Linked DNA regions of Homo sapiens: all the other regions are linked to region 3. A link is a loop called in an ENCODE intact Hi-C map of the cell type or tissue named here. Cell type or tissue: HCT116. All regions are shown on one strand. Each heading gives the region's core, and the rest is flanking DNA. Links, peaks and the distances in the headings are about the cores only. Region 1 overlaps LINC02778 (long intergenic non-protein coding RNA 2778). Region 2 overlaps TM2D1 (TM2 domain containing 1). Region 3 overlaps PATJ (PATJ crumbs cell polarity complex component).

Region 1 (10,861 bases), core at 3,426-5,925, 1.7 Mb before region 3:
TATATGCAGGCAATTTCTTAAGAGTTTTAAATGCGTCATTTTATTTAATCTTTATAGTAGCCCTATAAAGTAGGAACTATTCTTATTACATTTCACTGACTGACAATTGGAAGCCAAGATGGGTTAAATAATTTTCACAAGGTCACTGAGCTAGTAAGTGGCAGAGCTGGAATTTGATCTAAGGTTTGCTTGACTTCAGAATTCAAGCTTTGAAGTGATACATGATAACTTCATGTGTGTTGATAGGTGTCACTCATTTCCCTTCCATCCTATAGGTTTCTTGAACCAAGTGCTGAGCACGGAGTACAGCACCAGAGGCTCTCATGGAATGGGGGTTGAATCCCTATGGTGCAGATATTACTAGCTCCCATTTTGCAGCTGAGAAAACCGAGGCTCAGTTTAACAACAAATATTTACTAAGAGCCCTACTAAGTCCCAGGCATAGCACTGTTGCCAACAGTGAAACAATAGTAAGCACAGAGTTTTATGAAAATAAAGAGTCCTATATCTGGACTCACAGGTCAATACTATTTCACAACATTACAGCTTTTCATCCAACAAAATTTTTCAGAATCAATGTGGAAGAATGAAATTTGCCATCTCTAGCAAATAAAAAAAAACTGTTCAGGCAAATGAAGATGTCCCCTTTCGATAGTTTCTGGAGAGAAAGATGTGGTTCTGATGAGGAAAACATAATAATGTTCAGTCAAGGAGTAGAAAGAGGCTTTCTTTAACCTCTCTCCACAAATCTAAAGTTTTTTTAAATGCCCGTTCCCCCCACCTGACAAATGTAGCATTCTTTTAAATATGTAGTAAAAGTGTAAATCAGAACAAAGACCATATTTCACACCAAGAGGCTTGTATATCCATCAGGTATTTATGGTGCTGCTGTTAGCCAACTCTTCCATCTGGAATGTCTTTAGTCATCTTTCATCTGGTACACCTATTAGAGGAATGCCAGAGCCATCCATAACAAAGGGGCTCATCTTTTAGAACCCCTTTGGCAGGAAGGAGAAATCCAAAGGTTTCCCATAAAGCCTGTGTTTCACATTGCGTTTAATGCAGTTGTTTGATATGATAATGTCTTTGGGGGAAACTTGGCCCTGCCCCTCAAGGATAATAATGGACAGTTATTTTATTCTGTTGTGCTGTCTAATGAGGAACCATCTATTAAAAGCACAAGGGTTTGTATAATCTACAAATTATAGAGGGAAGAGATTGTAGATCCTTTTCCTCCCTCCAACAAAACTAAAAGACTTGGCCAAAAAAAAAGAGACCTTATTATTATTTCTAAATTGGGTGGTGAGTACCTGTTATCATCTAAAACCAGTTAAAAAACAAAAACAAATCGGGAAAAGTTTAATGGACTCTCCCATTAAACATAATTGAATATTCTTAGAACAAAGCTGTTACACAGATATTTTCCAGTTTGTTCAAGTAAAGGTAAAATATAAAATCTAAACATGAACTTTTAAAAATAATCATTTCCAAAGGATGAATACATCGCTGGGAAAAAAACAACAGCTTTAACTGTCACTTTGAACACTGCAATGCTATTTCATTAGTCCCTCAGCAGAATGTCTCATTATGAAAATAATATGTGGGGAGTTCTTAGTTCAAAAAAGCCAGGAGACAAATTCATTGCTAAAATGTTCCAGAATGTCTCAGAAGGAAATAAAACTACCAGAACTTTCATCCTATTCCAACCACAGACACAATGTCCATGAGGAACTGTCATTCTTTTTGACATGACTGCTCAGTATAGGGTTGGGAAATGCCTCCAAGCAGAGGAACCCATTCTGGAAGCCACTCTAACTGCTCTCATCCTCAGCATAGATGTAGAAACACAGGCCTGCAAGTGTCTCCTATCAATTAGACATTCAGAACGGAGAAGGGCTGTCTAAATGCATGGGGGTGAGGAAGCTGCAGGGCTTTATGCCTTATTAATTGGACATTGCTATTTAAACTCTTGAAGACTCCAAATGGTTTTGGCATGTGGTCAGAACCATAAAATAAATGGACTCAATAAGTGAAAAGGAATACTCTGAGCTAGGCCATTTCCTGTTCCTCCCTAGAATCCTAAACTGTGTCTGGTACCAGAATTTCAAGCTCAAATCTCAGCTGAATACTCAGCAAGCCGTTAAGTGCTGCTGCAACTGTAATTGAGACTTTTCTTCTTCTCCTTTTAGTTCTGGCCTCTTCAAGAGGTGGTGGCGTGAATAAATAACCACCTTTATTTTAAATTGGCCAATGAGTCTACTTCCGTCGAAAGAAATTGCCCAGCAAAATAAAGCCTCACTTGATTTGTACGTGTGTGGGTGGTGGGGGTTGGTGGAGGGAGTATTTCATTAAGTCATAGTGCCTCTTCTTCCATTTGAATGAGTTCTTCCATGCAAATTATCCTGAAAAGAAGTCTACTTCTGGCACTAAGCATGGAAGAGGGTCTATTTCCAGAAAAGAAGGTGGCAGGACAGACCAGAGTAGGTTCCCATCTGTCTTTGCTTCTTTAAGAATCAAGACGGTCTTCTGAAAACAGACTGCTTCATCCCATGAAAATGAGCAGAGAGTCTGGTGATAAAGCAGACACCCTGCCATCGGCATCATCCTGATGAACACTGCATTGCTATTTCATTAATCTCTCACTTCCATGCTTCTCTACCTGTTTTCAGCGCTGTTCATGTCTCCTCACAGTGTGTCAACACAGTGGAAGGAAATAGAGTGTTGGAGCCATCAACACTCTCACTTTCCCTCCTCATCCTTGTCGAGCAGATTATGCTTTTGTAACTGGTCACAGGTAGCAGGCCAAGAGAGACCTTCTTGAGGGACTGCTGTTTAGGGTGTTAAGAGATAAGCCAACGCGGTCTGTTGGGAAAAGCTGGGGATAGGCGCACTCCTCTACCAAGTCCAGTACAGGAGTTCCTTCAAAGAGGCTCTGCTAAGGGAGCGTAAAAGAGGGGGAAAGGAGCCATCCTTTTTGGCCACGGACTCTGTACCAGATGTTCCCTTTTAAGAGTTTCACATACATTATCACACTTAAACCTCACAGCAGCAGTTTGAGGGAGATCTGACTGCTCCCATTTTATACATAAGGACACTGAGGCTTAGAATCTTAAATGATGTGCTTAAGGTACATGCTATGGACTCGAAAGTTGAAAACTACGCCTGTATATGCCCAAAGTCCTTGGCAGTTTCTGCCAAAGGCTCTTTGTGCCACTTCATGTGAATAATAAAACACTCTGACACACCCCTCCACCCCCACCCTATGCCTCCTATCTGCCTTGGTGTTTATGTCCATTGGCTCTCATCTAAGCATTTTGCATTGGGTGCTTTTTGGTGTCTCAGTTCTTACCCTGCAACTCTACTCATTGCCTTGGCTTTGGTAACCAATATTCATTTTCTTCCAAATAAAACCTAATCTTGGCTCCAAAACTCTATTTCCTTACACTGTTGGCACACTTTGAGGAGGCACGAGCAGCCCTGAAAAAAGGTAGGGAAGCATGCTGCAGAATTTCAAGCCTCTCTCTCTATTAGTTTATTAATTTAAGATAGAATTCAGTGTTAAGAGCATGGGCTTTCGGTTCACTCAGAAGTGGGTTCCAAGCCAGACATTTTCATTAGATGGGTCACTCTGAACAAGTTACTCATGCGCATCAGCCTCAGTATTCTCTTCTACAAAATGGGGATAGAGATGTGCTCCAACCAGATTTATTGTTAGGGTTACGTGACATAATGTATGAAAGCACTAAGCATAGAATAGAGTGCTTAGTGAGCACTTAATAAATGGAAGCTATTATTTACGGTAAATGTTTGAAATTAAATGGTCACCATATTTATTGTAGAGTTGATAAATGAAGCTCATATCCCAGGGAAGAAATGAAACAGTATTATCATAGCATACTTATTTACCTTCCCCCAGAATGCTGAGGTCCTTTCCTACCTCTTCGTGGAAATATTCCTTGCTCTGCAATTTTTCATGTCTTGCAAGCTTCAATCAATACAATTGATTTAATGATTAATTTATTGTGTTCCTCAGTAAAAGCCCAGCATCGACTTCTTAAAATGGAATCTTATCGCATTTTAGACAAACAAAACTAATTGGCGACAATCATTTAAAGGGGAAGCACAAAACATTCTATACACACACACACAAAGTCAAAGCAAATAATGAGAAAAAAAGCTTGTATTATTTTAAGAATGCAAAAGTAGAGGATGAGTTGAAGTGTTCAGGCTTTCTGATTTGCTGAGCTCAAAAGATCATTTGGGCCAATTATGCTTATCTGTGAACTGACATTATTCATGACCTTTACATCCTGCCCTCTCTAAAACGACTTCAGGATTTTTTTTTCTGCTAGTAGTATGAGGAACAGTTGTGCTCTTCATTGCCTCATGGTTTGTTTTTATCTCAGACTAACCATGAGGCCTCCATCCTTCCCACTGGCATGTAGAAGATGTAGAGACAATCCTTGTATTGCATTTCTAGTTATGCATGTTTTAGATTGTTTCATTTCAAATGTGTGGGGTTTTTTTATTTCTACCATTTTGTTTCTCCTTGCTTCATCTTGCCCACCAAATTATAAAATGGATTACCTAGTGGAACTTCAAAGCATCTTTTTAGTTGCCTGTGTATATTTGGAACAAGGTAAGGGATAAATAAATACAGAAGTTAGGGGAAAAAAAAGTCTAGTTTCTTGTTCTCCTGTGCCACAGCCTAGTTTTGTAGTTGGCTACTTGCATAGTATTTGCCTTCTGTAGAGAGCTAATAGACTCTACCAGCAGCTCCCCACCCTGGTGGTTGGTTCTTTCTTTGCTGTCCTATCCTCTCAGGTGCCTTCCTTAGAAAGTCTGAGAAGGCTGGTGAGCCTCCAACCTGTGGGAGGTGGTTAAGGGAGGGCCTCGGGAGGCTGACTTGGCCACATGGTGTCAGTCTTGCAGCACTGATGTGAGAATTCTGGGACTTGTCTTTGGCAGCAAGAAATGTTCCATGCTTCCCCCATACAACTCTCACGTGAACCAGGATGAAATAGCATTTGTTAGAGGTTTTGTCTGCTCCAGGGGGAAGGGATAGGAGCTCTCTTTGAGATATATATATATATATATATATATATATATATATATATATATACTTTCCTAGCTGAGCTGTGTGTATGGTAACTTTTACACAATGGAAGGAACAGTAATTTTAAAAAATAATTTTCTTCACCAGGAGCCTTCTTGGCAAGATTGTCCACCCAGCACCACACTGAGTGAGCCTGCTGAGGCAGCCAAGTATCCTGGTGAAATCCTGGGCTTTGGAGCCTGACAGACCTGTGTTTGCATTCTCATTCTCCTAGCCCTGCACCCTGGCTAGCTGTGTGACCTCAAGCAATTTTTAAACTTTCTGTGCCTCAGTTTCTTCGTCTCCAAAATACCATTTATAATACCCATTTCAGAGGAATGCTGTGAGAATTAGGTTGGGTTGGCTTATAGAGCACAAGCTTACCATAGGTGCTCAGTGAATGAGAGTTATCAATAAAATGTGAGCTGCTCTCTATTTTACGTTTAAAATATATCTTCTACATTTTTTCCACAGAAACCAGTCAGAGAGGGAGAGAGAGAGAAAGCACTACAGTGGGGAGTGTGTGTGTATGTGTTTGTGTGTGTGTTGCTCAAGTGATGTGTACAGGAAGTAAAATCCTCCTAATATATTACATGTGACAGCTGCTGAACCTGTATCCTAACATCTCTTTCCCTGCCCAATAGTTCCATGACTCTCTCCTAGTGACAATGAACATTTCTACGATGCTTACTAATGACAGACAGCACAACACAGAGCATGAAACAGCCTCTCCCCAGGAACAGAGCTCAGCAACCCTATGCTCTAGCATCATCTGCACCAATTCTTTGATGTTCTCAGTGCTGGAGACAGCCTACTCAAAGGAATGCAGGGTTTGGAGTCAAGGAGTCAAGTGTAGGTAGGAATTTCAGCTCCCAGACTTAACTAGCTGTGTAAGCTTGAGTAACCATTTACTCCATCAAAGTTTCACTTTTATAATTTGTAAAAATAAGAATAATGCCACCTAATTATTAATGTTGTTTTTTATTGGGGGTTAAATAAGACAGCACAAGTGAAAGCTCTGAAGACGAAGGAAATGCCAAGTCCCTGGTAAATATTTCCTGTTCACTTTTAGATGAAGGCTCTCAGGACTGCCCAATCTGATGGAAGAAATTGCCTTCCTAGACTTGCCAGCATCTCTGGGAACTGTCTTGAACTCCATATCAGAGATATGTAGAGGAGGAAACACACAAGTTCTCTTTCAAACACATTAAGTTGGAGGTGTCTGTTGAATCGGTAGGTGGAGATGTCTTCTGGGTTGGATATACAGGTCTATAGCTTTGGAAGAACTCTGGGTGGAGATTAGGAAGTCGTCTGAATTGAATGAATTTCACTCAAGCAAATAACTTTCTTCCAGGTATTCCCAGTCCCACTTCCCTTCGTCAACTCAATTTAACACATGCCGACTGTTAGGCCCTATTTTCTTTCAGAGAATCTTAGGCTAGCTGGAAATACTGTTCTTCCACTTGGCTCATCCACTCTTGCTTGGACTCCTTCCATTCCTGCCCAGGTATTACAGAATATAGAATCCACGTGGAACTATGAAATTCTGTTTTCTAAGCCATGGCTTCCTACCTTATAAAATTCAGTGTTTCAGATTGATAGTCTCTAGGTTGACCTATGATATGACACTGTTGTAGAATCCTAGAGGGTTGCTGATTACCAGTAACAAACATCCTCTTTTAAGTATTGGAAACTGAGGCCCAGAAGAGCATCTAAGTGATTTTCTCCATCACTGCGAAACTCAGAGCCATCACATCAGTCTGCCTCCTTACTTATAATGTGGTAGGTTATGATCTAGATGGTAGTTCAATTACTTAAGGGGTCAAGGATTAAAGTGTGGCCCTTCTCATGAACCAGCTGTTTAAAGGATTGAAAGGGAACTCTCCAAAGACCTCAACACATAGAACCCTTCATTAATATGAATTATTGTTGACATAGACTTAGACTTGTCATGGGTTAGAAAAAACTCTGGCCATCAAATAAAATGATGAACTGATATGAACTGATAAAACAGTATTCCTCTAAAGGTAAGAGTCAGATGGACCGAAGCTAAGAGTCAGATGGACCGAAGCATCCTATATGCTGGTCCAGTCTTGGCCAATATTTCCCAGTGTGATTATGGAACATGAGTCCCTTGGGGTGCTCAGTTAGAGAAAAAAAGAAAAAAAGCTTTGGAAGAGCTAAATATTCTCTCTCATGTCCTTAAAGGTTCACGGTGAAACAGTATATTAAAAGCTTTAGTTCTAAAGAAATCTGCTCAGAGTTTGTACTCAGTTCAACTCCAGTCTCCCGAATCATAACTAACCATAGAACCTAAAATAAAGCATACATTAGCATCCCATAGAGCAAGTGTTTTTGTGAAATATCTTACCCACTTTGAAATTTCTGATATAAGCACAATTTTGGGTACTTGGTTGGTTTTTAATCTTTCATTTTTGCAAAAATCCAATGACGTGGACATTGTTTATAATGTTAAATGTTACATTGTTTAAAATGTTAAATGTTATAATCATTTTGTGATGAGGAAATGGGACTCAGAAAGGTGTGGGAACTTTGTGAGGCTCACATCATCAATATGCTCTGCTTTTTGCCCTGCTTTTCATTTTATGTTGTTTATAATTTTTCATATATCTATGATGTATCCTTCTTCTGTGTCTTTTTTCATAATAATCTCTATGCCTGGAATTTGAGACTCACCATTCCTGGCTGATCTGTCTTCTTTACCTTTTAAGATGTAGGTCAGCAACCATCTTGGCTGCATTAAGTGTTCCTTCTCCATGACCCCAGAGAAAGCTCTTTATCACTATCTTAATATTGCTCAATTTATTTTGAAAGTTACCATTTATGTGCCATCTTTTCCCAATAACTTATAGGGTCCTTAAGAGCAGATACTGTGTCTTCATTCTTCTTTGTGTACCTCCTCACATGCACAGTACTTATCTTATAATAAATACATGTATATTAAAATTCCCGTAGTAGTGGCTCAGAGTCTCTCTTTTATACTGAATTGAACTGAACTGAACTGCAGCCAGTTCTCCATAACTTCAAAACCCCAAACACTTATCATTATACCACACTGCATTCCATTCCAGCCATAAAAGTTCTATTACATTTTGGCCCAAATAACCAATGGACCTATTTTTGGTCCCATGGTAGCTGGGAATTCTGTGGAGAATTGCAGCAAACAAATTTGGGAGGAGAATGGACACCTAAACTCAAACTTATATTACAGCAAAGACGGCATTAGCAATCTATACATAAATCCCTTAGTACAGGGCCAGGAACAAAGGAATCTCTCAGTAAACATTAGCTATTATACAAGCTGTTAGAATTTCAGAGAATGAGTTCACTCATTGTCAGTAATACTTTTGTTTTCATAATGCCTTGAGTTAAAGATGAGATTCCAGCATTTTTGTAATTGAGTACTTTTGCTGGGTAGATCCAACCTGAAAATTAAGATTCCAGTATAGAGCAGGTGTAGGTAAGTCAGAAGCCACTGGCAAGGCATTCTGGCAGAACAGGTTTGTTTCTCTCAGAGTGAGCTATCTACCCACAATGGACACTATTATCTACAATGGGGGTGTCATCAGGACTCAGACAGAAGAGCTCTGCCTGGAAGCCAAATCTCCCTCCCTTGGCCAGGTGCGATGGCTTACACTTGTAATTCCAGCTCTTTGGGAGGCCGAGGCTGGCGGATCACGAAGTCAGGAGATCGAGACCATCATGGTTAACATGATGAAACCCTGTCTCTACTAAAAATACAAAAAATTTGCCAGGTGTGGTGGCATGCAACTGTAGTCCCAGCTACTTGGGAGGCTGAGGCAGGAGAATCACTTGAACCCAGGAGGTGGAGGTTGCAGTGAGCCGAGATTGCACCACTGCACTCCAGCCTCGGTAACAGAGCGAGACTCCGTCTCAAAAAAAAAAAAAAAATCTCCCTTCCTTCCCCACTGCCACTCACATTTAGCACCACCTACCCATTTAACAAGGCTCTGAAGCTTAAGTGTGCCTGTATTTTTTGAAATTTTGTCATTTTAATTCTTTAAGAAGAGATTTATAGGGTTTTACTGTTTGTGTTACTACCTGTTACTTTCTCTTTCTCTCCTAGTGAAGTTTTCGAGGCATCTCTTCTTTCCCCGTCTCCTCGCTCCCCATATCTGACACTAAACCCTGAAGGTTATTATTTATAAATAGCCCCCATTTTCAGTCTCTGGTCTATTCACAACCTCATATGCTCTGAAACATTTGAATAGGCTCTTGACTTGTCTTCCTATCCCTGGTCTCTATCGGGGAACCTGCCCCCGATAGTCATGTAGGTTCTTTTCTATTTTCCCTAAGCATCAGCTGGGTTGATAAATAAAGGGACAGAGTACAAAAGAGAGAAATTTTAAAGCTGGGTGTCCGGGGGAGACATCACATGTCAGTAGGTTCCATGATGCCCCCTGAGCCATAAAACCAGCAAGTTTTTATTAGGGATTTCAAAAGGGGAGGGAGTGTACAAATAGGGTGTGGGTCACAGAGATCACATACTTCACAAGGTAATAGAATATCACAAGGCAAATGGAGGCAGGGTGAGATCACAGGACCACAGGACCGGGGCGAAATTAAAATTGCTAATGAAGTTTTGGGCACCATTGTCATTGATAACATCTTATCAGGAGACAGGGTTTGAGAGCAACTGGTCTGACCAAAATTTATTAGGCAGCAATTTCCTCATCCTAAGAAGCCTGGGAGTGCTATGGGAGACTTATTTCATCCCTACAGTCTCAACCATAGAATATGGCCACACCGTAGCGGGGCATTTTAGAGGCCCACCCTCAGGGGTGCATTCTCTTTCTCAGGGATGTTCCTTGCTGACAAAAAGAATTCAGCGATATTTCTCCCATTTGCTTTTGAAAGAAGAGAAATATGGCTCTGTTCTGCCTGGCTCACCGGCGGTCAGAGTTTAAGGTTATCTCTCTTGTTCCCTGAACATTGCTGTTATCCTGTTCTTTTTTCAAGGTGCCCAGATTTCATATTGTTCAAATACACATGCTCTACAATTTGTGCAGTTAACACAATCATCACAGGGTCCTGAGGTGATATACATCCTCCTCAGCTTACAAAATGACAGGATTAAGAGATTAAAGTAAAGACAGGCATAGGAAATCACAAGGGTATTGATTGGGGAAGTGATAAGTGTCCATGAAATCTTCACAATTTATGTTTAGAGATTGCAGTAAAGACAGGCATAAGAAATTATAAAAGTATTAATTTGGGGAACTAATAAATGTCCATGAAATTTTCACAATCCACGTTCTTCTGCCATGGCTTCAGCCGATCCCTCCATTTGGGGTCCCTGACTTCCCACAACAGGTATCATTAAAATAAATTGTCCCAGTTCCATGTCTCAAGATCTCCCATAAATCCCAGGAAAAATTAGAACTACTCAACCGACAAGGAAAATTCTTTATAATCTATTCCAGCCACTTCTATGGCCATATCTCATCATTTGCCTCTCCCTGTCCAGGTACACAGGTGCACACTGAACCTTTTACCATTCTCCATTCTGTGTCTCTGTATATTCTCACTGTCAGTAATTCTCTACTTTCCCATGTGTTTGGCAATTCCTATTCATCCTTCAAAACTTGACTCAGACATTTCCCGCTCTGGAAGCTGCTCTTTCTCCTCAAAAGCCATGCATGTAGCTATGCCTCTGGGCTTCCACTGCACTTTTCCAGGCTTCTGTTGTGTTGGTGCACATCGTTGCTCTTCTTTCTTTAACTA
Region 2 (10,861 bases), core at 3,808-6,307, 150 kb before region 3:
ACTGTACACTTAAAGATTAAAGTGGCAATTTTTATGTTATATATATTTTACTGTACAAAAAGCTAGTATCTTATTTGCACTTAATGTTGTAGTATTAATGTTTGCAATTTATAAACTTCTGATCTTGTTAGTGTAAAATGTAATTTGTTTGTATATACTTAGGTGGTATTCTACTAAGAATAAAGGAAAAAAAATGTGGTTACCAGTAAGTACTTTATCACCCCAACTTTGGCAATTGATATGACCCCTCATTTAACAGCATTGTCAGTGAAGTCATGTTTCTTAGGTAACTCAAGTATTTTATAAATTTCAAATGTAATGAATGAAGAAGTGAAAGAAAAAAAAAAGACCATTTTATATCAATCTATGCTTTCTCTATCTAAAAGACTTCTGAGTTCCTCCATACAAAGAATGCCAACAGTAACATCAGCAAGATCAGATCATCTCCTGCAAACCTACCAATCTGGTGATAAAAGTAAAAGGATTCAGCTGTCTGCAAGTAAAGGCTAATGCAACCTGTATCCATCCCAACTCCCCCAAATAACTAATACTTTCTTAAAAGTCAGACTACATTTTTGTATCCATATTTCACTTCTGTGTGTGACTAATTTTAAGATGATGCCATTAAAACCATCTGATTAGTCACATTTTAATTAAGCATCAAAATTCCTACACAGTGCCAGAATTTATGCATTCAGAACACCTGACTTCATTTGACTTAAAGAATTCTTAGTATTAATCATAAATGACCAATATAAACACTATTCTTTAAGGAATGAATAAGAGTCACCATTTATATCCTGAGGAAAACATAGCATTGGGATTCGTCTCAGAACCAGTTTAAGATATTCTTTGTTTTGAAAATCCTCTTAAAGGCACTAAAAAAAAATCTACCCACAGGGTAAGTGAACTAAGTGAAATCTACCTAATTAAGGTCACATGACAGAGTAAAAGTTACTCAAATGATCAGTCACTTCGGTTTTCCAATTTATTTTCCCAATATATCACACCAGGGTTAAATAATGATACAGGGAGCTATCTGAAAGATTTGATGTCTATAAAATGTCCTCTGTGGCCAGACACGGTGGCTCACGCCTGTAATCTCAGCACTTTGGGAGGCTGAGGCGGGCAGGTAACGAGGTCAAGAGATCGAGACCATCCTGGCCAACATGGTGAAATCCCGTGTTTACTAAAAATACAAAAATCAGCTGGGCGCGGTGGCACATGCCTGTAGTCCCAGCTACTCAGGAGGCTGAGGCAGAAGAATCGCTTGAACCCAGGAGGCGGAGGTCACAGTGAGCCAAGATCGTGCCACTGCACTCCAGCCTGGGCAATGGAGCGAGACTCTGTCCCCCCACCGCCCCCCGCCACCCAAAAAAAAAAACTCCTCTGTGGCTGGGTGTGGTGGCTTATGCCCATAATACCAGCACTGTGGGAGGTTGAGCCAGGCAGACCAACTGAGGTCAGGAGTTTGAGACCAGCCTGGCCAACATGGTGAAACGCCATCTCTACTAAAAATTAGCTGGGCGCGGTGGCACATGCCTGTAATCCCAGCTACTCAGGAGGCTGAGGCAGGAGAATTGCTTGAACCCGGGAGGTGGAGGTTGCAGTGAGCTGAGATCGTGCCACTGCACTCCAGCCTGGGCAACAGAGCAAGACTCCATCTCAGAAATAAAAATAAAAAAATGTCTTCTGTTTGTATATATTGTTGTCCTACATCTAGCAAACTATCAAGTATACCACCTTTCCAGCATTGGTAGTAGATTTATGGCAATTATGCTTTTAGTCCTTCTTTTGATCAAAAAGGCATAGGCTATGTCTTTGACCAAACAAACTGGCTCACATAGACGTGATTCCATAGCCTTGGCCACACTTTGGTCTAAACTGAAAAGCTTAGGCTTTTAAAAATGTTCGTAAAATGCAAAGATTTTTTAAAAGATAAAAATTAAGAAAAGTGTTTATTAGGTCTACAGCCCCCAAGGAAATATTTTATTTTATTATTATTATTTTTTGAGACAGGGTCTCACTCTGTTGCTCATGCTAGAGTGTAGTACTACAATCACAGTTCACTCTGCAACCTTGATCGATCTCTCAGGCTCAAGTGATCCTCCAACCTCAGCCTCCTGAGCAGTTGGAACTACAGGCATGCACCACCACACCTGGCAAATTTTTTAAAAATTTTTTGTAGATAAGGAGTTTCACTGTGTTGCCCACGCTGGTCTCAAATTCCTGAGCTCCAGTGATCCTCCCACCTCGGCCTCCCAAAGTGCTGAAACTATAGGCACTCATCTGGAAATATTTTGTTTCTAAAAATAAATGGAATCTATTATCAGACTATTCTTGGAAAAGATAATAGGTTCCTCTAGGGCAAGGACCCCATGTTATCATACCTAAGTTGATGCTCACTAAACCGATTTCCACTGATGCCATAATGTATAGTTTATCATATCAACTTTCATTTTTATTCATTACCTCTCAAGTGACACTGTGCAATTCAGGAATTTAGCCCTATTATGTTTTGAATGTTTGTGTCCCTACAAAATTCCTATGTTGAAGTCTAACCCCAAATGTGTTGGTATTAAGAGGTAGGGCCTTTGGAAAGTTATTAAGTCATTAGGGCTCCACCATCCACTAATGGGATTAATGACCTTACCCTTTACACCATGTGGGCACATATAGAAGGCACCATCTATGAAGCAGAGAGTCCTTACCAGACACTGAACCTGCTGGTGTCTTGATACTGGACTTCCCAGCCTCCAGAACTATAAGAAGTAATTTTCCATGGTTTAGAAATAATCTAGTCTAGGCCATGCACAGTGGCTAATGCCTGTAATCCCAGCAGTTTGGGAGGCCAAGGTGGGTGGATCATTTGAGGTCAGGAGTTCAAGACCAGCCTGGCCAATATGGTGAAACCCTGTCTCTACTAAAAATACAAAAATTAGCCAGGTGTGGTGGTTGGCACCTGTAATCCTAGCTACTCAGGAGGCTGAGGGATGAGAATCGCTTGAAGCCGGGAGGCAGAGATTACAGTGAGCCGAGATTGCGCCACTGTACTCCAGCCTGAGCAATAGGGCAAGACTCAGTCTCAAAAAAAAAAAAAAAAAAAAAAAAACACAAAACAAAACAAAAAGAAATAATACAGTCTAAAGTATTTTGTTATAGCCCCAAATGGACTAAAACAGGTCCTACATAAAAACAATCACTTTTTTAAAAACTACATTTTGCATCTCATCTTGCTTGCACTAGGCACAAAGCCACACTTTGTATAAGGCATACTGCATACAGTTTCAAATCAGCAAAAATTTTTAAGGGCATACTCTGTTTAACATAACTGGTACTATAGCAGATTAATAAAAGTCATTTTTCCTCAAAAAATTTATGTGTGAAAAGTCAAATCCATTGTTTAAAAGTTAAAAACTAATACAAAGCAGTATATAACCCAGTGTTAGAGTGGTTTATAATAAATATCAAACTCATGAAACATACTTTACCAGTCTGTTAAATGTATTTATAAAATTCATAAATGTTTCAGACATTATGCTAAATTTCTGCTGCTTGTATGGTTATTAGTTCTTTAAGGAAATCCACTCTGTCATATTAATAGGAATGAAAGTAAAAGCAATTTCTTCCATGATGAACAGAATTTTTAAAAAATTGTGACAAAGAAAGAACCCAGCATACTTCCAATAACTTTCTGTATTGTAATACTTATTTCCATTTTCCCTCCACATATCCTCATCTTTCTGATTCGTGGCTGTTTGTCTCCACTTAATATAAGAGACTTTATTTTCTTTTTATTTTGCAGAATATACGTCAGTGATTTTGGTATAATTAAAAATGCCCAGGCCAGGCATGGTGGCTCACACTTGTAATCCCAGCACTTTGGAAGGCAAAGGCGGGCGGATCACCTGAGGTCAGGAGTTTGAGACCAGCCTGACCAAATTGGTGAAACCCTATCTCTACTAAAAATACAAAATTAGCCGGGCATAGTGGTGCGTGCCTGTAATCCCAGCTACTTGGGAGACTGAGGCAGAAGAATCGCTTGAACCTGGGAGGCAGAGGTTGCAGTGGGCTGAGATCACACCATTGCACTCCAGCCTGGACGACAAGAGCAAAACTCCATCTCAAAAAAAAAAAAAAAAAAAAAGTCCAGATTGTGTGAATGAGGAAAGAGGTTTAAATATAATCAAAACAATCTCATTTTTCTGATAAAAAACTCGTATTATCTAATCTATCCTTCATGACATATATAAAAATATAAGGAGGCTGGGTGCAGTGGCTTATGCCTATAATCCCAGCACTGTGGGACACCAAGGTGGGTGGATCACCTGAGGTCAGGAGTTCGACACCGGCCTGACCAACATGGAGAAACCCCGTCTCTACTAAAAATATAAAATTAGCCAGGCGTAGTGGTGTGTGCCTGTAATCCCAGCTACTCAGGAGGCTGAGGCAGGAGAAACGCTTGAATCCAGGAGGTGGAGGTTGCGGTGAGCCGAGATCAAGCCACTGCACTCCAGCCTGGGCGACGAAAACTCCATCTCAAAAAAAACTTAAAAAAAAAAAATATATATATATATATATATATATATATGTATATATATATGGCACAAAATAATGAGTGTCTTTAAATATTCAAAACTACCTTATGAATAACCATATATATATATATAGTAGTTATATATACAATAGTTACCCACAGCTGAAAGATGGTATGCTATACATGTATCACTGATTTAGATTTTCTGGACTGTATTCTATGTATTATTTCATGCCATGCATCATCATTCATATTATCTGTATATTTTTAGGAACAAAAGATAGAAAATTCCAAAGTTTAATAACAAATAGACAAACTCATAAAAGTATTTTCAGGAAACATAGCAACATGTAAAGCTTACTTTAGCAATATGGGCATTATACTTTGTATTGTTTCTGTTCAAAGACAAACTATAACTAGACTACAGTATGTTTTTATAGGTCTTGAATCCATGCCCGATACGTTTATGGGATCACAGTCCAACAGAAACACATTGCTACTCACTGGAAAATAATATTTAATGGCAAAAAAGAAAGAAAGAAAGATGGAAAGAAGGAAGGAAGGAAGAAGAGAGAAAGAAAGAAAGAAAAAGAAAGAGAAAGAGAAAAGAAAGAAGGAAAGAAAGAGAAAGAAAAGAAAAAAAAGAAAGAGAGAAAGTCATGGCAAGAATGGGGAAGGAAAGAAAAATAAACAAAAAGATGAGCCAGGGCCAGGCACAGTGACTCATGCCTGTAATCCCAACACTTTGGGAGGCTGAGATGAGAGGATCGCTTAAGCCCAGGAATTCTCCTCTAAAACTGATGATGTCAACATCAAATGTTAAATATGTTAAATGACATGAAGAATAAGGCTACCCATCTTATTTGGCTATGCTTGAAATGGATTTATTATAATCTCCCTCAATTTGAAAGCAGTCTAAACTGATCATATCTGTGAAAATGTCTTATTTAGGGGAATTTACTGCAGATGTTCACACACTCTAACTCTACACCTCAATAATTTCTTAATGTGATCGACTCCTAATCCCAGAAGATCTTTAAGTTAAACAACTAGAGGCCAGGTGCAGTTGCTCACGCCTGTAATAATAGCCCTTTGGAAGGCTGAGGTGGGCAGATTGCTTGAGCTCAGGAGACCAGCCTGGGCAACATGGGGAAACCTTGTCTCTTCAGAATATACAAAAATTAGCCAGGTATGGTGGCGCACACCTGTAGTCTCAGCTACTTGGGAGGCTGAGGTGGGAGGATCGCTTAAGCCCAGGAGGCAGAGGTTGACAGTGATCTGAGATCACACCACTGCACTCCAGCCTGTGTGACACAGTGAGACCCTGTCTCAAAAAAACTATTTATTGTAAAAAGTTCAGGTATAAATGAATCAGAAAGCAGTGACTGAATCAAATTAGCTCTATAATTTGATATAACTAAAGCTACAATTCAATAATATCACCAAAGAAAGAACCTAGCATGAAAATATTAACTAAATGGTTCAGTTTCAAAGACACTTTGAATTCTGGATATCTTAACTCAAAGAATCCCAATAATATATTAAATTCCTTGGATCCTCACTGAAAGTGAGAAGCTCATTTCTAAGCATATGTGCACAAGTACCTTAGCCTCTTCATGCCTGCTTGCCTGTCCCACAGTTAGAGAAGGCAGGATATTTGGTTAGGCATATGTTTACGAGTACAGACAGGAAAATTCCAACTTTAAAACCAAATATTTTCCTTGTTTAATTCTGGTATCTTATTGGTCCATATGCTGCCTCCTCCTCACAGTATGGTATCCAAATCTCCTAGATTGTGACTTTCTTTTAAAGCATAATGATAACATCAAGCAGACAGAATTGAAGAGTGGAAATACTATATGAGAAAGCAGAGCAAAACAGATGATGCTCTAAATGCAACTGACACACTTGCTAAAGACGTTAGGTGCTCCATAAATGCTTGTTGAAATGCTGTTTGTCAACATTTGTTGTGAAAAATTCATCTCTTTCTCTAAGAATCCTCATGAGTTAACCACAATCAGTTCTACATAATTTAACAGAAAACATCTGGTGGCACTTTTAAATGTTTAAGGACAGCATTTCACAAACTATGCCCGCCCCCAGTCCCACTGCAGCAGGAGAAAATAAGGCTATGGAGAAAAGCAAGATGAGTTATCAGGAGAGCCCTAAACATGTATATCATTTGTTTATACATATCTGTTCTACATTCTCAGATTTTCTAAAGAACGCCCTTTTTTTTTTCTTTTTAGCTTAAGCTAGCTGGATTTCAGTTTCTGTAATTTGCAAACAACACAATACTAGTATGGAGTGCCTGTCCAGTGCAAAAGAAAATCTTGTCTCTGCTTCCACAATGCCCATATGTATAACAGAATCCTATCAATGCTTTTATGGTAATTGACAAGGTGACAGTGACTATGAGGAAAAGAAACGGGTTTGAAAAATAACCACAATCCCTCTTAGAGACAACATATATTAAAAAGATTTTGAGAACTTATTCAGTAAAGAAACTTCTTTAACTCAATTGAACTCACATTTACAAATCATATTTGAGCACGGGATATTTTTTAATGAACTTCTTATGTCTTTGAGAACTACTAACTGGTAGAGCACAGTTTGAGAAATGCTAGTTGGAAACATGACCAGGATTCCTTAGATCTAGTACATGAAGAAAAATGGAAACAACCATTCTTCTCTGCTTCCTCGTATACTAAACATTTTAAATAGAACAGGAGATCACAGAACTCAATTTTGAATGTAAAAGTAGTTTACATTCTAGATTGAGAAACTTACCTGCATTGAAATAAGAATGAAATCAATTAGGCTCCCAATTCCACAAAACCCTACAGTGCAAAACTTTAACAAACCTAGAAAAGAAGGTAAAGTCATTTATAATCTGGAAGGTCTTCTAAATATTAACAAACTGCTCCATTTTCCAATAAACCATTATTATATATATATATCACACTCTTTATATCAAGAACATAAAAGTAACACTTAAAGAAATCAAATCTTCACTTGAAAATGAGAAGAGTTTAAAGGAACCCTCTACACAGAAATGCCAAAAAATAATTTAATTCCCTTAACAAATAAATATTAGTAACTGAAAAAAACCTCAATATAATCTAATAAAATTTCTAAGAGAAAAGGCCTAAGGAAATAATCCTTAAATCTCAGTACACCAGAGTTACATCTTTTAGTCCTAAAATCCTTAATTACTTATTTAGACTTCATACATTATGTGACCCAAAATTTACTATACATTTGGAGAGTTAAAATATAAAAATTGTCATGCCAAAAAAAAAATCAGGAAAAAACACTGCTCTTGTTGTAAAATTGCAAAATTTTATTAGCAATCCAATTACCTTTATCTTATATATTTCTTTTTCCTAAGGATCACCTGTTTATTAGCTCTATAGTCAAAATCAACAATTCTGTGCTGAGCACTATATACAGCTTTGTCCTTGGTCCCAACCCAAGAGCTAAGATGCTAAAATAGATGATAACAGAGTATCTAATATGGGACATCTACAATAATATAACCCAAAAACGATTGTAAGAGGCAGATTGGGGGTGGGCTGGGGGTGGGATGATTAATCTCTTATGAATTTAAACTTGAGTTTCTTACAAGACATCTCATATGAGATATAAAAATGGTATAAGACAAGACTCTTTGTGAAAATGTAGTTCCATATATCAACTACAAATAGATGCCAGCTAAAAATCCTAAGAGAGGATGAGATCACACATCTCACAGAGGATCACACAGAGGATTCTCCCACAACCTGAGAATACACAAATAAGATTGAACTATGTAAGGACATTAGATGACTTTTTCCCCCACATATAGCAGAATAATGTTGCAAGTACAGAAATAACATGGCGGCAATAAGTTAATAACTATTAAAATACAGAAATAATTAAAAATTTTGCTTTTAGTTTTCCTCAAAACATTCACTTACCTAACATTTTATCTTTGATTACTATCTGTCACACAGAAGCCCCATTAGGGCAGGGCCTTTTATCTGTTTTCTTTACTCCTGTGTCCTTAGTGCCAACAACATTGCCTGGCACATAGTAAATGCTCAATATTTGTTGCATAAATTGATAAATATTCTCGTATTTCTGCTTCCCAAACACTCCCATCATTTCATCCATTACCTTAATAAAAACTCCTTTAGTTTTTTCATTAGTTGCATGGTACTATTAGTTGCCCAAAGAAAATTGTCTGCTGAGGTTTTATCCAGCGTATTTCATATTTCCGAAATGTATTCCTCTTCACAAAGCATGTTAGTATAAACTTGAGAATGTCATAGTTTCTTTTTCTTCAATTTGTTTATAAAAAAGAATATTGGCCAGGCGCGGTGGCTCATGCCTATAATCCCAGCACTTTGGGAGGCCGAGGCAGGTGGATCACCTGAGGTCAGGAGTTAGAGACCAGCCTGGCCAACATGGCGAAACCTTGTCTCTACTAAAAATACAAAAATTATCCAGGCATGGTGGCATACGCCTGTGATCCCAGCTACTCAGGAGGCTGAGGCAGGAGAATCACTTGAACCTGGGAGACGGAGGTTGCAGTGAGCTGAGACTGTGCCACTGGACTCCAGCCGGGGCAACAAAGCCGGGGCAACCTTGTCTCAAAAAAAAAAAAAAAAGAAAGAAAGAAGAAAAAGAGAGAATATTAAGTATAGTCCCTCTAAAGTTATATCTTTAACTGCTAATCCATGAAGAATAGGTAATCACATCAGGGCTTTGGCTTTTTTTGTGCCATTTTCCAAGGATGTTCTTCCTTTTAGACCACTTCTTTAGAGAAGTCTTCCCTAACCTGCCTGTCTGAAGCAGCATGCCACCCTATCCCTGCCCCATAACCCACTATGCCTGGCTAGTTTTTAAAATTGTTTGTAGAGACAGGGTCTCACTATGTTGCCCAGGCTAGTCTTGAACTCCTGGGATAAAGTGATCTTCCTGCCTTGGCCTCCCAAAATGCTTCGATTACAGGCCATCACACCTGGCCTAAATTTTTTTTTTTTTCTCATACCTCTCAGGAATGAATGAAGTTTTTGATTATAATAACTGTAGTAGCAGAAATAGTGACAACAAAAGTAGTTGCTGGGCTAACATTTATCAAATGTATCTTATCTCGTTTAATTCTTATTGCCCTTCCTGTCTGTGTTCATGAAGTATTTTTATATTTGGAAACCTAAAACAAGTTTAAGATGGCATTATTGGAAACTTCATTACTAAAATCATCCTTTGCCTTAAATTTCTAGAAATAGATGGACCATAGTTAACATCACACGTTTGGAGTAAGATATGCTGTAAGTCACTGTAATGATTAAACCTTCAAGTTTTTTTTTTAACAGTGAACTGGTAAGTTTAAATGTGTTACTCCAGGAGTTTCTTTCTTTTCTTTTTTTCTTTCCCTCTTTTCCTTTCTCCTTCTTTCCTTCTTCCCTTCCTTCTTTCCTTTGCAGGGTCTCACTATTTCCAAGGGTCTCACTGTGTTGCCCAGGTTGGTCTTGAACTCCTGGCCTCAACTGATCCTCCTGCCTTGGCCTCCCAAAATGTTGAAATTACAAGTGTGAGTCACCACACCCAGCCTCTTGATTTTTTAAAACAGCTTTATTGAGTTATAAATGACATACATTAAAATGACATACAATGACCTAAATGACATGCAATGACATACACTGTACATATTTAAAATGTACAATTTGATAAATTTGACACTTGTAAACACCTGTGAAACAATCACTATAATAAAAAAAGAACATATCTGTCACACCCAATAGTTTCCTCATGCCCCTTTGTAATTTCTACTTCTTGTCTCTCCTTGCCCCCGTCTTTCCCCAGCAAGCACTTATCTGCTTTCTGTCACTATAAATTTGTTAGTTCCTTAAACTTTTAAATATTATCTCTGATCTGTTCTCTAGTTTCCTTAAATGTATTACTCCAGGAGTAGGTAATATTTACCAGTTCCAAACAAAGATATTATTCCCTTATCCAATATTTTATCTTAGCAGAAACCTCTCATGTTCATTTTTGTGAAGCATCCCTAAGAAAGTGTTCTGTAGCAAAGTATCTAGATTTTCTTAAATTTATCATCTTACTCTGTTATGGGTGTTATTACATTACTTTCCCAATAAACATATTTCTATGTGATTGTTTTAAATGGCTGCATAGTATTCTGTTGTGTTACGCACTGTACCTTAATTTTTTTAGACAGTTCCTCCCTACTGAACATTTAGCCTGTTTCTAGTTTTTTTTGATATTCATATGACAAATATTTATCAGAGTCTTACTGTCAGGTTCTGTTCAGGATACCAA
Region 3 (10,861 bases), core at 5,319-7,818:
CTAAAGTTCAAGAATATTTTTTGCAAGGCCAGGCAAAGGGTTTAGCAAAAGCCATGAAAGGCCACGTCCCTGGCTATTATTGCATTCAGCATGTCCTGTATGAATTTATTAGGTAGCTGAGTAGGGCCAAGGCAAATTCTTGCCCTGCCAGGCCTAGCATGTTCAGAACAAAAAGTACTGCAGAAACATTTAGCTACAGAGAGAAAGTATTGGTAGAGGGAGAGAACTTTTACGTTGTAAAGGGCTTACTTAGCATTATTGTAGAGATTGAAAATTTACTTTGGAATATCTCATTTCAGTTTAACCACTTTTCTCATGAACAGCCTTTTCTCTAGAACAAGAACTTTTTGAAGAGCCTAACAAAATTACATTAATCTATTTCATTGGTGTTTATGTACCTCCAAATTTATAAAATGGAGATAGTAATGTCTAGCACAAAGGATTGTGTGGTTTAAATGAATTAGTGTGTAAGGAAATAGGAAATGTTATGTTATTATGGAAATATATTAACAATTATTCAGTTTAGAAAATAAACACAAAAGTTTTTGATACTGTCCTCAAAGATGGCACCACACTATAATGTTTGTACTCTATCAATTCTTTAACTCTCTAGTTAGATTACAAAAATTAATAAGTAGATGCCTTTGTTTAGTGAAGTCTAAATTTAATCTTAAAATTGTATTCTAAAATGCAGCCAATTCTTGATGAGCCATATGTGAATTACCCAATTGTGGATTATTGGCCAGAAGTTTGCGTTTTATATAAATTGAACTGAACTTTAGGAAAAGAGACCAGGCGCAGTGGCTCACACCTGTAATCCCAGCACTTTGGGAAGCCAAAGTGGGCAGATTGCTTGAGGCCAGAAGTTTGAGACCAGCCTGGCCAACATGGTGACACCCTGTCTGTACTAAAAAATACAAAAATTAGCCAGGCGTGGTGGTGCATGCCTGTAATCCTAGCTACTCAGGAGGCTGAGGCAGTAGAATCCTTTGAGCCTGGGAGGCGGAGGTTACGGTGAGCTGAGATTGCGCCACTGCACTCCAGCCTGGGAGACAGAGTGAGACTCTGTCTTAAAAAAAAAAAAAAAAAAGGGAAAGATGAGTGAGCAGATAAAGGAGCTTGAATTAGTCTATAGAACAATAGGGTAGCTCTCTGGACCGGTCAGTGACTCAGAATATTGATGAAAGTTGTGTAACTGAGCAGAGAAAAGAGGTATGCCTTTATACGTGAAATGATCAGCTGAGTCTGATACACAGTTCTACAACTGAGTCATATGGCCAAAGTACAAAGTGTGAAAATTCATTTCATTAAAGACATTTTAAATTAGATTGGGTCAAAGACAAAAGAGAAAGCAACAGGGAAGACAATAAATGTGATTAGGTTATAAGTTTCTTTATTAGCTCTTAGGGTACAGTGGTAGTAGCTTTGTTGGCTATTATTTGAACAGAGGTAGAATATTTGTTAGTCTCAAATACGCCTAGCCACTTCATGTAGTGGCTAGTTAAAATCCCACTCTGTATGTGTGCCGTATTAGGAGATTCACTGATCTCCATTGTCATGCCTTATAGGATTGTGTCATGGCAAACAATGCGTGTAATTTGTCAAGAGCATGAATATGATGGCTTGACTGAGTACTCTGTTTCTTTTTTTTTTTTGAGATGGAGTCTTGCTCAGTCGCCCAGGCTGGAGTGCAGTGGCGCGATCTCAGCTCACTGCAAGCTCCACCTCCCGGGTTCACGCCATTCTCCTGCCTCAGCCTCCTGAGTAGCTGGGACTACAGGCACCTGCTACCACGCCTGGCTAATTTTTTTTTTTTTTTTTTTTTTGTATTTTTAGTAGAGACGGGGTTTCACCGTGTTAGCCAGGATGGTCTCGATCTCCTGACCTCGTGATCCACCTGCCTTGGCCTCCCAAAGTGCTGGGATTACAGGCGTGAGCCACTGCGCCCGGCCGACTGAGTACTCTGTTTCTAAGCAACAAAACTCTTCAGAAACTTGGTTATAAGTTTTTATACTGTAATTTCTTGCCAGTTTGTAGGTGAGGTTTTTATATTATACCTTAGTTATCTCTGTCTTCTTTCCCTAGTATTTATGTGTAATGTCTTTATTCCTTAGACTATGGTCTCCGTGGAAGATTACTGATACTCCCACTAGTATTAATAACAATGTTAGGTAACATTTACTGAATGTTTACTGAGTGCCAGGTAATGTTCTAATTGCTTTACATGTATTAGGCTATGTATTCCTCACATGAACCATATGAAAGAGATACTCTTATTGTTGTCATTTTAGAAGTGAAGAAACTGAGGCACAGAAAACTTAAGTAATTAGTCCAATTCATACAGGTAGTATATGGTAGAACTGAAGCAGTTGGGCCCCAGGTCTTTTTTTTTCTTTCTTTTTCTTCTGCCGCCGACTCCTCCACCAGGTCTATGCCTTTAACCATCATACTATACTGCTCTTTCCTTTGTGAGTGCTATTTCCATGTGCATTTTATTATAGGGCATCCATACAGTAAACTTATTACAGAAGACCTTTCTGTTTTTTCAGCTTGTGAAAAATTTCATATCTTAAAAACTAAGCTACTAGATAGTATTCTCATTTTTCATGCTTATATGAAAGTTTAGCAGGTATTAAAAATTAATATAGTGTGCTCATATGCATTGTGTAAGAGCTAGTTTTATTGCTTCAGAAGACCATCATTGCAAATTTAAGAATCCTAAACTAGTGCAAGTAATTTGTTGTGGGTTAATGTTCAATAATGAAACAATGATTAGGTAGTCCAAGAGTCTGTAATTTTTAATTTCTACCAAAAAGCTTGAAAAAAAATTAGAACTGTATGGATTTTACCTTCAGTTGACCTTATAAATTAAACATGGCAAGTAGATATTTTCTGGTGTTTTGATTTATGTTGAACTTTGAATAACCCCTCATGATTATAATTCACTGGAAATGTTTGACATTAGCTAATTTTTGAACATTAGCCATGATATTGCCATCCTTGGTACTTTTTGAATTTCAGTGATTTAGAAGATAAAATTTATTAACCAATAATTCTCCTCCCTCCTACATCCTATTCCTCATTCCTCTCCCCTCTTGAGTGACTCAATTTTTGCCAAAGCTGATATTTTTGAAACACTATTTTTATCTCTCTCAAAGTCTGAGAGAGATAAAAATAGAAATCATAATAACATAGCCATTGGGAGGTGATTCATATGTAAATACTGTTAGTAATGCTTTAAAAATTTGCTCGAAACCAAAGTCAAATGGCGACTCATTAAAAAGAATAGTGGAAATATTTCTCCCTATAAAAATTGACAGTTATTAATTTTTCTTAAAAGAGGAAATGGGTTATAAAACCAAAATATAAAATATTGCAGTGTTACTGAGTCTTGAATATAGTATGCCTTAGTATTTGTGCAAAAAATCTAGTGTGTAGTTTTGACTGCCTATTAACTCTGTTAGAATTCTCTTTTTAAAAGATTTATAAAAGTTGTAGGACGGGATTGTATACATTTCATGTATGTCTTTAAGTTGTCTTTTTCCTTACCCTATGCACAACAGAATGACTTTCTGAGCACATTGAAAATGTTTTAAAAATAGGTAATACATACATATGGCAGAAAAATTCAAAGGTGTATAAAGATATCCTGTGACAAGTAAATCTACCTCTGACCATAATCCCTTACTTCTTCCAGGTAAAAAACCTTGGTTTTTCTTGTCCATCCTTCCAGAAACATTTTATATATACATGGTTATATAAGTAATAGTACTTATTTAATTTTAAAAAAACTTTGACATATAAATGGATTATATCATACACACTTTAAAGGCTCTGTATTTTTTTTCTTAAAATTATATGCTCTTTCATTTTGGTACTTATAGAGCTACCTCTTTTTAATGACTACATAGTATTTTTATTGTTGATGTACAATAATTTATTTCATCAGCCTCCTGTACCCAGTTGGTGGGCATTTTAAGTAAGGCTTTAGTGGATATTTTTGTGATACTCTTTTGTTAAAAGGTGGGAATAAATCTTGTAATAGGTAGGTGATAAATTCCTAGAAGTGGAATTACTCATCAGAAGAGCATACTGTATCTTTTAAATTTTGGTACATATTTACCAAATAGCTTGCATTTAAGTTTGTGAGACTCAAATATATTTAGACCACTTAAAATGGATCCTTTCTTATGTAGAGTTATTTCTTTATTCCGATAATTCTCATGGAAGATAGTGTAAGCAGGTGTGTAATTCATGAATTTGCTAATGGTTTTCTATGATGTGGACAGATTAAGTGATAGCAATATATAACTATCAATTTTGTTTCAACTTTATATATGGCGGTAATTAATTTATTGGCCTTTGTAGCTAAGTGGGCATAAAGTGTTTATATTCAGACTATGATATTAGTGCCCCAAACTCTATTTCTATTTCTTCCACTTAATTTTATTTATTTATTTCTTCTTCCACAAATTTTAATCTTGTTTTACTTTTGTTTATTAGAGAATTTAGCTTAAAGTGGTGGGGTTGGGGGGAGGGCATTAGGACTTTAATTTTTACCAAGAGATTTGAGAATTTGAGTAAATGCTAATATCAGTATATAGTTTTCAATAGCCTGTGCAAGCCTACTGTCTTCATGTTCATCTTAGCTAATCAGTTTACAGAATGTAGGATTTAGCATTTGATAGGTATTGATATAATTTTAACACATTAATAGTATATAGAGTGGTAACACTATAAAGTCAGGTATGTAACCATATTATTTCCAGAATCTAAAATATAAAGGATAGGCATGTACTATAAGTTATTATACAGTTTCACATTAATGCTCAAGGGATCTTATAACATGGCCACTGACATCTAGGTTTTTTTTTTCTCTTGCCTTTTTTTTTTTTGGGAGCTCTTTGGGTCCACGTCACCCATATAAGATATTGGTACTAAGCAAAATGCAGTCAATCTGCTACTAATGGCAGTATCTGTAGTCTTGCAGATATATCATATGCCTTACTGTTGAACAAACCACACAGCTGCATTTAAAGGTCACTTTTTGCTTAACGGAACTTAGGGGAACTGATAAAGGCTACTTTTTGCCCATCCCTGACTCCTATCCACATTTATTTTTATTAACATCAAAGTACTGTAAGTTCCAGTGCCAACTGGGCTGAAGATTTCTTTTCACAGAGGATTTGCTTCCTTTCCCTCTATGGGAAAGTTCTGTATCCCTTAAATCATTTTAAGCTGCTTCATTTGAAAAATAATTCTTAGTGGTGTGCTCATGGAGTGGATTGATTGTGGCTACTGGGGAAATTCTCTCATGGCTTAAGTTTTGCTTTTCAAGCCTGCAAAGTGGGTGAATGAAGGGAGCCCACTCCTGGTGTGTGCAGTTTGTAGTGTGCTCAGGATGACGACTGACTTCCAAAAACCTCAGTGCAGCAAGACTAAAGGCATCAGGAGACCAGAAGCCACTTAATAAGAGATCAAAGAGGCTGTGTGTATATCAGCTTGAAATCCAGATAGTACAGATCAAAAGCTTGCCTTAGTGAGGCAGCTGCAGGGGGATAAAGTTAGCAGGAGGCCTCAAAGATCTTAAGTCAGGCCTGATGTTGAACTTTGCAGGGATTTCATCGCTCTGGAATACGAATGTGGCAAAAAATCCCATTGTGTCTAGTGGGGGCGAAAGAGAATAACAGGCAAGCAGCAAATGCTTGTCAGCTTTCTCATAGGGTAGCTTTCCTTTTAACACGTGTTTATCCATGACAGTTTCTGCTTCATACTTGAAGGCATTGTTGAGGAGGAGAGGATCCTGAAGATGGTGAATCTACTGTATTACCTTTAGTGAGTGTTTCAGACGTGGCCAAACTATAAATATTAGTGTTTTTGGAATGGCCATGGAGAGCTAAAATGTGGCCATAAAGGTGCTCAGATTTACTGCCATAACTGGTAATCACATCTCTCCTGCAAAGTGCTCAAGATATCCAGGAAGTGAGTGGGTATCAGCCTGGCTATGCATCTGTCCCTCATGTAATTAAAAAACAGAACAGCTATTAAAAAAAAAAAGGAATAGGAACAGTTAATCGAAAGAAGAAACTCGGTCCCCAGAGGTGTTTCATCACCAGTCTTCTACCTGTAGCAATGGATGTGTTCTGGAGTTCCCAGTTGAGTGTGATGTCAGTATTAAGAACCATGGTAGTAGATAAAGTCATAGCCCTTCCTAGAGTGTGCCAGAGTGATTGAATCAGATTAACAAGTAGGTATTGGAAATCTGTTTGTTCAAGGTGTGATGATTTGTGCTCCTCCACCTTGTTTGTGAGTGTCATTTGGAGCAGGCAGTGATCCAGAAAAGCCAGGCTTTCCCAGTGAGTGCCAGGAAGTGGTGCTGCCTCCTTCTGGTACCAAACATCTAGTCTGTGAATGATGCTTGAAAGCAGATTGACTTGACTGGCTGATTTTTACACACCATTTCTAGGGCTCAAGTTTCCCTTTCAGCCCTTTCCTCTGTATTTTATTTTAATCTGATATTACATTTATCAGTACAGCACTGAACATATGGTATGGTTGAGAGGACTAGCTTACGAGTCAGAAAGCTCCCAAACGTCCAGGTTTGCATTCTGGATATACTCTTGGGACTTTGGCAAGCTTGTTAGTCTTTCTTATTCTCTGTTTACTAAAATGATAATATCTAAAATAGAAGTAATATTTGCTTTATAAGATTACAAGGACTAAATAAAAAGATGAATATAGGCTGGGTGTGGTGGCTCATGCCTGTAATCCCAACACTGGGAGGCTGAGGCAGGAGGATTACTTGAGGCCAAGAGTTCAAGACCAGCCTGGGCAACACAGTGAAACTGTCTCTACAAAACCAAAAAAACTTAGTCAGGCATGGTGGCGTGCACCTGTAGTCCCAGCTACTCGGGAGGCTTGAGTCCAGGAGTTCAGAGGCTGCAGTGAGCTGCGATCACACCACTGCACTTCAGCCTGGGTGACAGAGTGAGATCAGGTCTCAAAAAAAAAAAAAAAATGCATATAAATGCCTATGCTTTTCTTAACTCAAAATAATCAGTGTTCCTATTATATTTACTGAAAAATGATGATAATGATAATGAAGATTTTCAAAGATAGAATCTGGGTACAGATTTGTTGTGCTTGTTATTCATTCTCACCTTTAAAAGATACGAGCCAGTATGGAGACTATAAAAATGAAAAGGTATACTCCTATATATAATAAATATTTGCTGAGCATCTCCTCTTCCAGGTATTGTTCTAGGCATTGGGGAGCTAGCAGTGAACAAATTAGATGAAGTCTGTCCTCATGGAGTTTAAATTCAATTTGGAGTAGACAGACAGCGGACAAATAAGCATATATTACAACAGAATAAAGAGAACAGACTTGGCAACAGCTCTGTACAATATGTTATAATTTTAGCAATGGTGAAAGTAAGACTAAAAGACTCTCTGAGTGTTATTTCTTGGGATCCAGAGAGGCCCCAGGGGGAATTGAGGTCTGCTGTGTGGACAGTAAGGGATTGGACATTCCAGCCACAGTGAATAACCCAGAATTAATAAGTTAGTCCTGATTTCATGTTTTTATTTTCTTTTGTAACTAAATTGCTTAATATTTTCCTTAACTTTCAAATTTTATTTATTTTAATGAAAAATCCTTTGAAAACTTTGTGTTCTGATTTTTTATTTGGAAAACATGGCCACATGGTTTAATAGCTAACAATTACGTACTGCTTACAGTTCCCTCTTTTTTGAGGTTTCCCTTTCCATGGCATCAATTACCCACTGTCAACTGCAGTCTGAAAATATTAAGCTATTTTTGAGAGAGACCATATTCACATAAATTTTATTACCGTGTATTGTTATACTTGTTCTTTTTTTATTATTGTTATTAATCTCTTACTGTGCCTAATTTATAAATTAACCGTTATCATAGGTGATACGGTTTGCCTCTGTGTCTCTACCCAAATCTCATCTCAAATTATAATCCCCATGTGTCAGGGGAGGGACCTGGTGGGAGGTAATTGGATCATGGGGATGGTTTCCCCCATGCTGTTCTTATGATAATGAGTGAGTTCTCACAAGATCTGATGGTTTAAAAGTGTGTGGAAGCTCCCCCCTCATTCTCTCTCTCTCCTGCTGCTGTGTAAGATGTGCCTTGCTTCCCCTTTGCGTTACACCATGATTGTGAGTTTCCTGAGGTGCCCCCCAGCCATGCGAAACTGTGAGTTAATTAAACCTCCTTTCTTTTACAAATTACCCAGTCTCAGGTAGTTCTTTAGAGCAGTGTGAAAATGGACTAATACAACAGGTAAGTATGTAAGGGAACAATCATAATATATATAGGACTTGGTACTATCTGTGGTTTCAGGTATCTGCTGGGGGTCTTCGAACGTATTCCTTATAGATAAGGGGGGACTACTGTACTCTGTGTCAGGAATTGTTTAAAACACTTTAGGTATATTGACTGATAAAATCTTCTACAACCTCCAGGCTGTAGGTCCTGTAATCATCCTTGTTTTATGGATAAGGAAAACTGATGCTGAGGTTAAGGAGTTCACTCATGACCACCCAGTTAGTAAATGGAGCTGAGCTCCTGAGTCTGTGGTTTTGTCAGGTATAGTCTGTAGACCAAAAACAATACTAATTCTTCATAATTATGGCTCAACTGAAAGGTGATAGAAATTTCTAGTTATTTTGTCATTCTAGAGAAACATACTTAATATAATTTTAAAAGCTTTTCTTCAGATTATTCTTGAAGCCTTATGATCCCTTGCCTTTACTCCTCTCACCTGGCCAAAGCTCTTCACTGACATAATTTTTATTTATTTATTTATTTTTTGTCACCCGAGAGTATAAACTGTATGCTTTACCTTGCATTTCCTAGCAGGACTCCTTGGCCTTTTTCCTGTACAGTTTCAAAGTTAGCAAAGTTTTATTTCTACATATTGTGTGCTGTATATCAACACTGGTTGACCTTTCAAGGATTAAAAAGAGCAAAACACTGCAGAATCTTTTCTAAAGAATGAAGGGCATCCTGTGACTTTGACGTGGCTGTGTTGTCAGACAATCTCCCAGTCTAGAGATGGCTCCAATCTTACAGTGTCTGCTCAGGGAGAATGAAGTTTGAGGATGCCATGCTGTTCTGAGCCTTTCTTTATGCATTCAAGAGGTTATAGATCTGCATATCTGGAGGGCATAGATTCAACCCTGTGTTTTCATATTTTAATATTTGAATGTAACACCACGAGGTGAGGGGTTTAGCAGATGATAGCACTGTTGGTCTAAGTTACATATGCTCAGTTGAATTTAGAAGGCAGTAAATCGGATGGAAACTCCTCAAACCCATATGTCCTTTTAACATCTTTTCCATCATAATTCTCATAGTAATAATAGTAATGTTAATATAATAATAATGTTATTATTACTGTGAGAATTATGATGGAAAAGAAGTTATTACTATGAAGCGATTTCTATGGACTAAGCACATTACATGCTTTTAATAACTGTGAAATCTGTACTATTGTTATTTCCATTTACAAATGAGAAACTCAAATCTTCATGATTAAACAACTTGATCACTATCATTCGGCTAGTATTTGTGCTTAGGTTAAGTTGACAGTGATTTGTTTGGAAAATTAAATTCCAAAATCAGTATTTGCAAAGCTTTTAAGTTTTATATGTCTGTACTTTCCCTGCATCATAATACAGTTTCAACTAATACAACTTTTTTCTGGAAGATAATGGACTATTTCTTATTTATAAATTCATATTCTACATTTATAAAAATTGTAAGGTACACTTAACATAAAATTTACCATCATAACTTTTTAAATGAATAGTTTAGTAGTGTTAAGTATATTCACATTTCAACTAATGTAATTTTTGTTATTTTTTGAGAGGGATTCTCATTCTGTTGCCCAGGCTGGAGTACAGTGGTGCTATCTCGGCTCACTGCAACCTGCACCTCCTGGGTTCAAGGAATTCTCCTGCCTCAGCCTCGCGAGTAGCTGGGATTACAGGTGCGCACCACCAAGCCTGGCTAACGTTTTTGTATTTTTAGTAGAGACGGGTTTTCGCCATGTTGGCCGGGCTGGCCTCGAACTCCTTGTCTCAAGTGATCTGCCCGCCTTGGCCTCCCAAAGTGCTGGGATTACAGGCATGAGCCACTGCACCCAGCTACAACTAATGTAATTTTAGTGCTTGGGTACTACTGTCTGCCTGGTGGAACCTTAGGCATTTCAGCAAGATGATGGGGCTTTTAGATAAAGGATAGTTGTATGATTTGTTTTGTTTTCCTTACAACTAGCAAAAGTCCTGGACCAGGACTGACTGGTAACCATGTAAACAATTCCAGCATAACATAAAATTTTCAAGAGATGAAACATCCAAGGAATGTATCTAATACAGAAAGAAGTTATTCAACAGGAGACCAGAAGGGTTATGAGAAAGGAATAGTCTTCAAGAAGTGATTTCCATGGGACTCCTGCTTAAACCATTTAAAATATTGGGGTGCTTAAAATAGGTTTTTAAAGTACTAAGCTTTATAGGATAAAAGTATGTGCAAGCTTATGTACTTTTTGTTCCTCTTAAGAATATATTTTGATCTTTTAGCAGGTTCCTTTGTCCACTTCTCTTCCATTTTGCTTTTTATTGCTTTCTGTGCTGTGCTTACTGTGCAGCTCTGGGACTGTTTAGTTCTATGTCTGATGTGTGGAAAAATCTATTCTTACTGCCTAATAGTGTTTAGGAAGTAATAAGACACAAGGAGCCAGGAACCGTATCAGTTTAATCTATCTTGAGTGGACTGAATGTACTTTGTGGGCACTTATTTTGAACATGATGGTGCTGTGGTAATTGG

Evidence for each region. Hi-C counts contacts between places; a loop is a spot of excess contacts. Peaks named below come from ENCODE experiments on the same cell type or tissue, not always from the same donor. Only the 100,000 strongest peaks of a DNase experiment are listed, where the experiment ranks them.
Region 1: a loop joins it to region 3, with 3.0 times the contacts of the local background. A loop is called at or near these places in 9 of 110 quality-filtered maps.
Region 2: a loop joins it to region 3, with 2.1 times the contacts of the local background. A loop is called at or near these places in 6 of 110 quality-filtered maps.

The regions. Positions count from the first base shown.
Region 1 is chr1:60,152,148-60,163,008 of GRCh38, forward strand. The region is part of intron 1 of LINC02778 (long intergenic non-protein coding RNA 2778); the gene reads left to right. It overlaps LOC107984963 (a long non-coding RNA gene), which reads left to right. Exons shown (of 3, transcript XR_001738092.1): 3 at 6,168-6,658. Among named protein-coding and RNA genes, the nearest start is that of LINC02778, 43 kb to the left of the region's middle. In HCT116, for the core only: a CTCF peak has its summit at 4,876 (motif pointing right); a DNase peak (open chromatin) is centred at 4,924.
Region 2 is chr1:61,687,370-61,698,230 of GRCh38, forward strand. It overlaps TM2D1 (TM2 domain containing 1), which reads right to left. Exons shown (of 7, transcript NM_032027.3): 5 at 7,328-7,401. Among named protein-coding and RNA genes, the nearest start is that of TM2D1, 32 kb to the right of the region's middle. In HCT116, for the core only: no CTCF peak of the experiment used is centred there; a DNase peak (open chromatin) is centred at 5,275; H3K27ac peaks cover 1,010 bases.
Region 3 is chr1:61,836,718-61,847,578 of GRCh38, forward strand. The region is part of intron 17 of PATJ (PATJ crumbs cell polarity complex component); the gene reads left to right. MIR12132 (microRNA 12132) reads left to right here and starts at 9,358; the gene lies at 9,358-9,459. In HCT116, for the core only: a CTCF peak has its summit at 6,383 (motif pointing left); no DNase peak of the experiment used is centred there; H3K27ac peaks cover 876 bases.